4 separate regions of the Mus musculus genome follow, and regions 2, 3 and 4 are each linked to region 1. The links are chromatin loops, found by intact Hi-C in ENCODE. Cell type or tissue: left cerebral cortex. All regions are shown on one strand. Region 1 holds the start of Zmym6 (zinc finger, MYM-type 6). Region 2 overlaps Dlgap3 (DLG associated protein 3). Region 3 holds the start of Dlgap3 (DLG associated protein 3). Region 4 has its middle 6.2 kb from the start of Smim12.

Region 1 (2,500 bases):
TAATTCTGTCCAGAAGCCCTTGTTGTGCCATTGCTTTGTCACATCCACCATCCAAAGGTTCTTTCATTCTAAGTGCTTATGCCGAGTTCTTATCCCATCTAAAACTAAGATGACGCCTAAAACATAATATAAAGGATTGGTACTTGGGTTTTGTTTTCCTTCATACTAACATGTTAATAGCTTCAGGATCGAGCATTTGAGCAACACCCTTCTGGGACTAGGACTAACTGTTCTTTTTGCTCCTGGATTAGCTACCTTCCAATGAGAAAAGTCTTAGACAAGCACTATGGTCTTCACTATATTGGAGGTTGTTGCGATACAGACTGGCTGAACACGCCACAGGAGGACCCTAGCAAGTGGACAGCTGGACTCAGTACTTAATTTCTGATTGTGTGGACACTGACATGTGACTCATGTCTGCTCCAAGTGAGGCCTCACCTTTGCCTCTACCTCAGCCTGCACTAACAATAAGAACCGATTTCTCATCCTAAAGCCACTTCAGAGCCTCAGACGTCATCACAACTAGAACGCTAGGTTCCCATTTAGAGGTGGGCCAACTGGTCATTCTGGAGGCAACTCCCCCTAACGTCTTCCTATAAACCAGTGATTCTCAACATTCATAAACTCGGTTAATGTGGCGACCCCCAACTATAAAATTATTTCGTGGCTCCGTCATAACTGTAATTTTGCTAATTGCGAATTGTAATGTAAATATTTGATATGCGACCCTGTGAGGGTTGAGAATGGCTGCTAGAAACCCCTGTCTGGGCTCTCTTCAGATTCCCAAACGGTAGTACAAATGTAAGCCAAGCTATAAAGGAAACCCTCGCAAAAGGCCTGTCATCAATTCCAGCCAGCCATAGAAACAACAGGTTTTTTAAAACCCTGTTGCGAAGCCGGGTCGAGAACTTTCCACCACTTGCCACAGTTGTAACACTCTACAGGCGCGTATCCCTCCTCTGAATGTCGCAAGCTCTCCGGCGTTCCCGTTCGCAACCAGAATTCCCCAGCCTGTCCCCCAAAGGCCAGAGGAGGAACTCAGTCTCCAACGGAGCGCGCGAGCCGCCAACTGCAGCGAGCCTGAGGATGCTACGGCACCACCGCGGCGCAGCCCGCCGCCGGTCACGTGATGAGCTGCCACTCCGCCCCCGCCAGAAGGGGACGGTCCTGTCACGTGAGGTTACCCAGAACTTCCTGCGGCGCCTAGTCACGTGGAGGGCCACGCCCCGTTTGGGCACGTGGTACGTTGCCCCCTCACAAGCCCACAGGCCTGAGCGGCTTTCTCTAGCCCGGTAGGACACCCGCCTCCAATGAGACGCCAGTCGGAGAATGCACAAAAGCATTCAAGGTCTCAGGTGGGGACCATGACAAATTACTTTACTGGAATCGCCTGAGGAATGGCAACGCAACGCCTTGACAACTGCGCGTGCGCACTCCTATTTATGCGCTAGACCTGAGGTAATTGGACGTTCCCGGCCTTCATTCCCGCCCTCTATTCCCATCATGCCCTAGACCTAGCCGTCCCAGCATTCTCACTTCCGATATGATTGACTTCTTAAAGAGACAGGGCTGTGGAAAAAAAAAACTGGAGGGCTGTAGAGTTGGCCCAGTGGTTAAGAGCACTGACTGCTCTTCCAGAGGTCCTGAGTTCAATTCCCAGCAACCACATGGTGGCTCACAACCATCTGTAATGGAATCCAATACCCTCATCTGGTGTGTCTAAAGACAGCTACAGTGTACTCATATACATAAAATAAATAAAATCTTTAAAAAAAGAAAAGAAAAAGCTGGAAGGAGAAATGGAGGAATGTCAAAGCTCAGAAGTGTTAGATGGAGCTGTATATGCCCTTCTCCATTTTTTAATGTGCATCACAGTTGAGGAACATAGGAGAAAGATGACTAGCGCTCAACCATCTTTCTCTTTTTTGGCCTATAGTCAGGACAAAGTCTCATAGCTCAATAAACCAAGAAAATCCCTCACAGACAAACTCAGATACCTGTCCCCAAGTTGATTCTAAATCCCATCAATTTAATAAGATTAATCATCACATGTGAACCTGAACCCCACTGGAGCTGGACTCCAGCACTTAAGGGGCAAAGATCTAAAATGAGAGAAGGCTGAGCACGAAAGATACTAAAGGGCATGGGAACAGGAGGATTCTGATTTGAGGAGAAGGGTCAACCAAAACAAAATTGTGTGAAAACACCAGAGGAAATCTACCCATACATGGTATTATAAATTATAATCAAATATTAGAGACAGTACACATAGTTTCTATTTAAAATGTATGTTTTTGTTTTCTATTATTTGATAATTTTATGCATGCATATGTGCTTTGATCAAATCCCTTCCCCTGTCCCCTGCCATTCACTCTGCCTTTTCAAACCCACTTGGTCCACTTAGTGATGTCTGCATGTGCATGGGCTTATCTTCTGCAGCATGGGTGTCATCTCATGTCCCATATCCCTGAAGAAAATGGACTAAATATCAAAGCGTTAT
Region 2 (2,500 bases), 97 kb before region 1:
AACACTGGATCATGAATAGCAGGACTCTCTAAGGGGCCAGGGAGAAGGGGGTGGACACCAAGCCTTCCATGAGGGGGTGGAGGGGTGACTGCTTCAGGCAGTAGCAGCAGCTCCAGAGCCTTATCAAAGCTGTTATGTAACCAAGGGAGCCGAGTGGAGCACAAACACCTCCCCTCCCCAAACAGGCACCCACACCCACACCCACCACCTCCCAGCACCCACAAGCATACGAAAATCAGCTCCTCTCAAGCAGCTCAAGAAGAGGGAATCATCTTGTGTTACATCAAAAACATGATGGGTGAAGGGCCCCTCATTAACCCGGAGTCCTATGAGGGGAGGGAAGGAGACTGGTTCAGTTTGAGACCTCTGGAAATCTCTCTCACATCTTGAATTTCCTGCCACACCCAATGGCTGCCCAGAGTCCTCTGGAAACCGTTCCCTGCCCCTCCCACTCAGAAGGATCCCATTTGAATATTTGATTGTGCTCTTGGGGATGGGAGGTGAGCTGCCATCAACCCCTCCTGCCTGTTGTTTCCCCCACACACTGTCTCATCTGCATGTCCTGACATTTGGCTCTCATCCCCCTGGGATGACAAGGAACGGGACCTGGAGAAATATAACTCCTTGCTCTATTCCCTCCGTGGTTACAAAAGCAAAGCAGAAGAACCCAGATATTTCACATGACCCTGACCGCAGGTCAGTAGGGGAAAAGCTATCCAGAGAAACTGAGCGTCGGAATCCAGAACTCCTCCTTCCATTTGGATTTTTTTTACTCCCCCAGATCTTCCTTTTCCCTGCTGCCCTGTCTCCAGTAGCCTCCTCCTTCTCTTCTCCATGGCACTGAACAACCCCACCCACTCCTTGAATCCTTTGCTGAGAAATCTTCCTCCCCAACAAAAGTCTCTCCCAAATGATGCATTGAGCCAGGGCTGGGGATGGGCAGAGCACAGCAGACTTTCAGAATATTTTAGGGTTCCTCTTCTCAAATCTAAAGTTATGGTTTAGCAGGTTGGCACCAAGTGGCCAATCAATTTTCTTGAGCACCATCCACTATAGTCTACCCTGTCAGACTCAAACTCGGAATGTCTTGAGTCTGAACTTCTGGGACCCAAAGGGAAACTTATGTTCTCACCCAGGGTCCATAAGTTTGTTGTACTAGTATGATCTCAGAAGAATAAAGCTCACGGCCACGATTGCATTGCCCCTTCCTAGCCCCACACTAACAGGTTTTGGCAAGAGGAAGGCGAACTCAAACAGGGAAAAGAAAGTCCTTTTACCAAATGCCACTAACAACTGTGAGGCCTGAATTCATAAGAATGACCTCAGAATTTATAATTCTATCCAGGGACTCTGCCCTTGGAAAGTGGGTCACTTGGGAGAATTTTTCTAGTGAACCCTCAGTACTACTGCCCAGGCACCTTTCCGTCAACGGCTCAAAACCCTTTCAGTACCCGGGACAGCTCCAAAGGAGCGCTTCTCTGCTGAGGCTCATTCAGCACTGGGGACAGTTCCCACAGCCACCCTGCAGGGGGGGCGGGGGGGTTCCAAAGCGCAGACAGCAAGAAAGAAGCTTTACCCAAGGAAACCGCTCTGACCATAAAACTCCCACCTTTGCTCCAGTCCCCTGTCACACCTCACATCCCTCCCTTCCCTGAAGGTCTCAAAAGAGAGAAGAAATCCAGACCGGGAGAAGCTAGAGAGAGGACCCCACCCACCTCCTTTCAGTCTTGAGCCTCTCAATACCACTCACAGCTGGTTCAAAAAAGCATTCTCCTTCTTAACCACCACCCCAAAATAAAATAAATACTCACGTGGGGGCTCTCAGCCCTGTAGGCAGATGTGCTGGGAGGAGGAAGGAAGAGGTAGCTCCCCACACCCTGTCCTGAACCCCCTTTCTGAAGGAGCCAGCTCCCATCTGGACTGGGGGGAGGAGAGGCATGTGGAACTACTGAGTGAGGGGAAAAGAGAGGGGAAGAAACAGGAGCGGGGGACTGCAGGGCGGGGGTGTTGGGATGGGGGCGAGGGAATCCTTTTTAATTTCATTCTCTCCCCATGTCTACATCAGCCCTGCAGGCTCAGCTTTTTAATATTTACACACAGGAAGAGGAGAGGATGAGAAAGAACAGAGAGCAGGGGGAGGGGGGCAGGGGCTACCTGAGCTCAAAGGGCACGGAGGCAGAAGACTTGGAAAGCTGAGAGCTTGGATTCCCTGTATCACCACCCCCAGCCCACTCCCATACTGAGCTCTGGACTGGAAGGAAGAAGAACCCTGGGCCCATTCTGTCCCTTTGTTAACAAGATACTTTGAAGCTGCATCAGAAAAAGATCAGATCCCCACCCACATACCTGGACACCCCCACAAACCCAGATTTCTTGGGTGCCTTATGTGCAGATGGGAGAGGCAGTATTCATACACAAGTGTGCTCGGATGCCTGGAGTGTGTTTGCCTGTGGGCTGCGGTATATGTGCACATGAACATGTCAGCTAGCATGCACAAGTT
Region 3 (2,500 bases), 91 kb before region 1:
AACACCCTGAACGCTCACTGCATTACACTCACTCACCCACAGACCCACACGGTGACACCCTCATCACATGCACGCTCACACACCTGCAGAGGAAACTTCTTTCCGGATCTCCCCAACACCACGACTTCCCCCCACAGCCAGCAGGCTACTCCCTCCCAGACCCAAGCTTCCATTCCAGCCGGGCAAGGGCTGGGCGGGCGCTGGCTGGCCTCCCGCGGCCCCAGCCGGGACAGCGCGTCTGCGGAGCGCGTGGTCCCCAACCCGTCCCCGGGGTCAGTCACGCCGGCCTCCAGGCCCAGGGTGAGGCCGGGGGCGGCCGCAGAGGCCCAGCCCCTCCCCCCCATCTCGGGGCCGGAGTCCAGGCCGCTGGAGCCCCGGGCGTGGGCGGCGCCGGGGCTGCAGCGGGGCTGAGCCTGGGGGGCGCTGCAGAGGGCGCGGCAAGCGCGGCCCGATCCCCACCCCTCCCGGTTGCTTACCTGGCCCGGTCGGGCTCCAGCCGGGGTTACATGGTGCCGGCGGCCCGGGCCGGGGGCGCTGCGGCTGCGGGAGCGAGTGCGGGCTCCCGGACCCGACACTGCGGAGCCCCCGGCGGAGGGGCCGCGCCAGCTGCGGAGCCCCGAGCGAGTGCTGAGCGGCCGCGGGCGCGGGAGCCGGAGGCGGCCAAGCCACGGAGGCTGGATTTCCCGGGGACCAGGACGGGGAGGCGGGGGGATCCCGCCCGCGCGCTCCGCCCCCGCCCCCGCCCCCGCGCAGGGCGGCCGAGCCAGGAGCCCGCGACAGGGAGGGGGCCCGCGCTCCCCGCCCCCGCAGCGGCCCCGCGAGGACCGAGGTCGCAGCCGGCGGGCAGCCGCCGCGGTCCCGGAGGAGCGCCCGCGTCTCTGAGCGACAGCGCCGGGGAGGCCCAGCTCGGGGGTGCGAATGTGGTCCCCCGGGTCGGTGTGTACCGAAGACCCAGGAACCAGCACATTCGGTGTCACGACCGCGCACAGCAGACCTGGGCACCGGGACCCAAGCCCAGAGCGCGGGCAGCTGGGGGAGACACACGGCTGCCTCACCGAGGCAGTCACACCCTGAATGTCACACACAGCCTCCCCCTCGCAGGCACGTCCTCTTAGGCTCCTGTCCTTAGTTTCCCGGGTCTGTAAACCCGACCCCAGCTCTTGGCCTGGGCTCTAGGAGTCCCCCTTCTCCGCACTAGTCCCTTCTGCCCCACCCCTGCCAGGGCGGGGCGCTGTGCCTGGCCTCCGAGTCTTTGACAGGCGTCCCTCACCCACAGTCCGCCAGCGGAGGCAATCCCCAGTGTGCAGGGATAACCCCGCTATACCTGCCGTCTTAGCTGGGGGCCCCACCCGTGCCCACTGTGCCCGCCCACCTCTGGGCCCCGAGCCAGGGGCTGTGCCATGGCGGGGGTGGGGTAGAGGGGGGAAAGGGGACTGTCCGAAGCACAGCGCGAAGCTGCAGAGCCAGGACACAAGCTGCAGAAGCGCTGAGAGCTGACTGCAGCAGTCCCTGGCTGGAATCCGTCTTGGCGCCCAGAGCAATGCTGTAATGGGGGGGAGGGGGCCGCGTGGGGAAGCCGCAGGAGGAGGGGCTGAGGAGATGGGGGAGGGGCCGGTTCTGAATTCTGACTTTCCCGGCGGGTGTTGAGGGCACGCGGGCGCTCCAAGTTGTGGTAGAAGGCGAGCTACATCCTCTACCTTGTCTGGTATTGAAAACTTAAGGTGGTGAGGTGTGGGCTTTGGAGCCTTGAGACAGTCCACCACCCTAGGGACAGACCTTGGGAGATGTTCTGAGTCAGGGTCCCCAACAATGACTCCTATTTCTCTGTATTTCTTTGGTGTCACTGTCTCTCCTCCTTGAGTAACCGGGCAAACTGAGGCACGGTAAGTAGAATTCGTGGGTCCTAAGGAGCTAGAACCTGGAGCCAAGCCCACACCCATTCCCTAGAGGGACCTTTTAAGGTGCCACATTACATAAATGACAAAAAGGGACCTAGAGGACCCTTCCCCCGCGGGAAACCAAGCAGTCTAGTGAGATGAACAGACTAGCCAACTATCTTACCGCCCACGAGACCACTTCAATCGTCCCTTCAATCATGTAGTGAGGCTGCAGACAATTCCCAGACCAGCATTTATTCAGCCAAGAGCAGATGTCAGAGAAAGTAAGATAGAAAGTTGGTTCAGGAACACTTTGTAGAACTGAGAGAAATGTCTCATTTCCCATGGAGCATAAGAACAGTCATCATGTAGAATGCTAAAAGGTACCGCCATGCTCTGTCAGTTCTAAGACGTATTCTGTAAACCGGAAGGCATTTTACAATGAACACGGACATTTAGTATACAGCTTTTTCTTCTTTGCCATTACCAAAGAGCTATGTTTTCACATTGAGAACCTAAGGGCTGGTGAGGTGGCTCAGCAGGTAAGGATGCCTGGTGACAAACCTGATGACTGCGTTACATCCCCCAAGCCCACACAGTAGAAGGAGACAATAACTAATTCT
Region 4 (2,500 bases), 170 kb before region 1:
GTCAAAGGGTATCCCCCTTTTATCGAATCAGGGAGGGAACGTTTTCCTTTGTGGTGATGACTGGAACATTTTGGAACACGTGCTCCCTAAAGGGGCATTTTGAGAGGTTGAAAATTGGCAAGGTTGATTTTATATTTTAATAACATTCTTATTTCTTGCATGTGTATATACACACACTTGCCACATCCTACGTGTGCAAATCGGAGGACAACTTGTGCAAGTTGGTTCCCACCCTCTATCATGTGGGATTCAAGGATCAAGGGCAGGTTATCAGGCTTAGTGGCAAGTGTCTTTTCCCACTGAATCATCTTGCTGGCCCTTACGTTTAATTCTTGGTTGTTTTTGTTGTTCTGAAACAGCATCTCTTATATCCCAGGCCTTGACCTTGCTGTGCCAACAGTGGCCATGAACTGTTTAATATATGTTACTATTTGCATATATATTTGTGTATGTGGTGTGAACTGTGTAATGTATGTGTTACTGTTTGTATGTGGTGTGCATGCCGCATGTACCTGCCACAGAGCAACCCAGATGACGGCTAGAGGACATCTTGGTGGAGTTTGTTCTCTCCATCAACCTTTTTGGGGTATTCCTGGGATTGACTTCAGGCCACCAAATTGTACAAGCCACCAGATCACCCACTGAGCAATCTCACTAGCCTGACCCTGAAATTCTGATCTGCCTCTACCTCCCAAGCGCTTAGGTCACAGGCAAGCCCACGGCACACACACCTGGCTTATATGGTGCTGAAGACAGAACCCAGAGCTTCATGATGGGTAGTTAACTCTCTCTACCTACTGAACTAAATGTCTAGCCTTAGCTTTTCTTTAATGAGTTATCAATATTTAGAAAACAGATTCTATAAACAGAAATAATAAGAAAAACTTCATTCTGTTTCTAGCATCTCTAAGGGAGAAGATATAGAAAACCTGGTACCTCTGAGTGAGCTAAACAAATGGGAAAGTGAGTCTTTACTGGCCCCTTTTGCCAGATCTGTAGTTTCTACTTTCCAGCCTGGCTAGCCCACTCGCTCACTTGGCACCTGACTGCCCCCTGCAGGCATCAACGTTGACTCAAGTTTAGTCCAGTGGAGCAGTCACAGGCCTGGTAGTACTTAGAACGGCCACAGAGTGGCACCACCGGGCTATTAATGAAGCACACCACTAGCCTAGCTGAGGCTTGCCAAAGCTCAGCTTAGATGATGCTTTCAGAATCAGCAATCTTTTCATCTTTACTTAGGTGGCACAAAGTTGCTCCTATCACTCCCCACCCCCACCCCCACCCCCAAGATCTGTTAAAGCAACGATGACTCAGCTCAGCAACTCCCTTAGGCACAGAGAGGATGCTACTAACTGGATTTCCTCTTTCAGGTCACCACCTGCCCTCTTCCCAGGACACCCACCCCATTGCTGGCTTCTCCACCTGAAGTCATCCATCAGACCTCTGGGGAGACAGCTCCTGAGATAAGCAGGAGAGGCACCTTCCTCATTGAGGGCAGATTCATGCTTTCTCTGCTCACTGGGTCAGCCACCTGCTTCTTCTTGCCTTCTGCTGTCACTCCCCATACAGCCTCCCCAGCAATAGGCCGAGTTAGGCTAACACACACTACAGTCCTTTTGGAAAGATTTGGTATTATGCATGGAGACATACTTCATCTAAGGTAATTTGCTGTTCTTCCCACTGACTCTGGAATGCAGAGGAAACCACACATAAGACAGTCACTGCAGTATTTAAACTCATAGGGACACTCGAGAATCAGCCTTTGCTAGAGCTTCACTTGATGGGTAGGTACCTAATTGTGCAGCCATTAAAGAAAGCGATGAAAGGGACTGGAGAGATGGCTCAGCGGTTAAGGCTCCTCTCCTCCAGAGAACATGAGTTCAGCTCTCAGCACCCAGAATGGAGCGGCTCACAATCACCTGTGACTCTAACCCCAGGGGAACTGACACCTTTTCTGGCTTCAGTGGGGGGCACCAGCACATGCTAACACACACACAAGCAAATATTAATACAAACAAACAAAAACAATGAAGAGGGCTTGAAAAATGTTACAGCAGGTAAAGGTACCTGCTTGCCAACCTTGAAGACCTGACTTTGGTCCCTGGGATCCACATAGTAGCAAAGAACCAATTCTCAAATGTTGTCTTCTGTGTTCCACATGTGCACTAAGGTGCAGACAGATGCGCGCACGCGCACACACACACACACACAAAATAGATAGATAGATAGATAGATAGATAGATAGATAGATAGATAGATAGATAGATAGATTTGTTTGAAGTGCTAGAGGGGTTAGAGAGATGGCTCCGGGGTTAAGAGCACTGACTACTCTTCCAGAGGACCCAGGTTCAATTCCCAGCAACCACATGGCAGCTCACACCTGTAACTCCAGCTCCAGGACACAGCATCCTCACACAGACATACAGGCAAAACACCAATGGATGTAAAACATAAAAGGTATTAGAAACACAGTCTGGAGCCGGGCGTGGTGGCGCACGCC

Evidence for each region. A loop is a pair of places that touch in the nucleus more often than their neighbours do. Peaks named below come from ENCODE experiments on the same cell type or tissue, not always from the same donor. Only the 100,000 strongest peaks of a DNase experiment are listed, where the experiment ranks them.
Region 2: it touches region 1 in a loop (2.5-fold over the local background); 5 of 42 quality-filtered maps call a loop at or near these places.
Region 3: a loop joins it to region 1, with 4 times the contacts of the local background. A loop is called at or near these places in 5 of 42 quality-filtered maps.
Region 4: a loop joins it to region 1, with 4 times the contacts of the local background. A loop is called at or near these places in 19 of 42 quality-filtered maps.

The regions. Positions count from the first base shown.
Region 1 is chr4:127,076,024-127,078,523 of GRCm38, reverse strand. It overlaps Zmym6 (zinc finger, MYM-type 6), which reads right to left and starts at 1,141. Exons shown (of 14, transcript NM_001285885.1): 1 at 1-1,141. The coding sequence starts at 67. In left cerebral cortex, no CTCF peak of the experiment used is centred here; DNase peaks (open chromatin) are centred at 1,166 and 1,442; H3K4me3 peaks cover 1,650 bases; H3K27ac peaks cover 891 bases.
Region 2 is chr4:127,172,676-127,175,175 of GRCm38, reverse strand. The region is part of intron 1 of Dlgap3 (DLG associated protein 3); the gene reads right to left. Among named protein-coding and RNA genes, the nearest start is that of Dlgap3, 4.7 kb to the right of the region's middle. In left cerebral cortex, a CTCF peak has its summit at 1,521; DNase peaks (open chromatin) are centred at 1,544, 1,775, 1,909, 2,359 and 2 more places; H3K4me3 peaks cover 2,500 bases; H3K27ac peaks cover 2,500 bases.
Region 3 is chr4:127,167,342-127,169,841 of GRCm38, reverse strand. Dlgap3 (DLG associated protein 3) reads right to left here and starts at 638. Exons shown (of 12, transcript NM_198618.5): 1 at 477-638. In left cerebral cortex, CTCF peaks have their summits at 407 and 1,235; DNase peaks (open chromatin) are centred at 673, 1,271, 1,474, 2,076 and 1 more place; H3K4me3 peaks cover 2,123 bases; H3K27ac peaks cover 2,130 bases.
Region 4 is chr4:127,248,754-127,251,253 of GRCm38, reverse strand. No RefSeq gene overlaps it. Among named protein-coding and RNA genes, the nearest start is that of Smim12, 6.2 kb to the right of the region's middle. In left cerebral cortex, a CTCF peak has its summit at 1,077 (motif pointing left); a DNase peak (open chromatin) is centred at 1,103.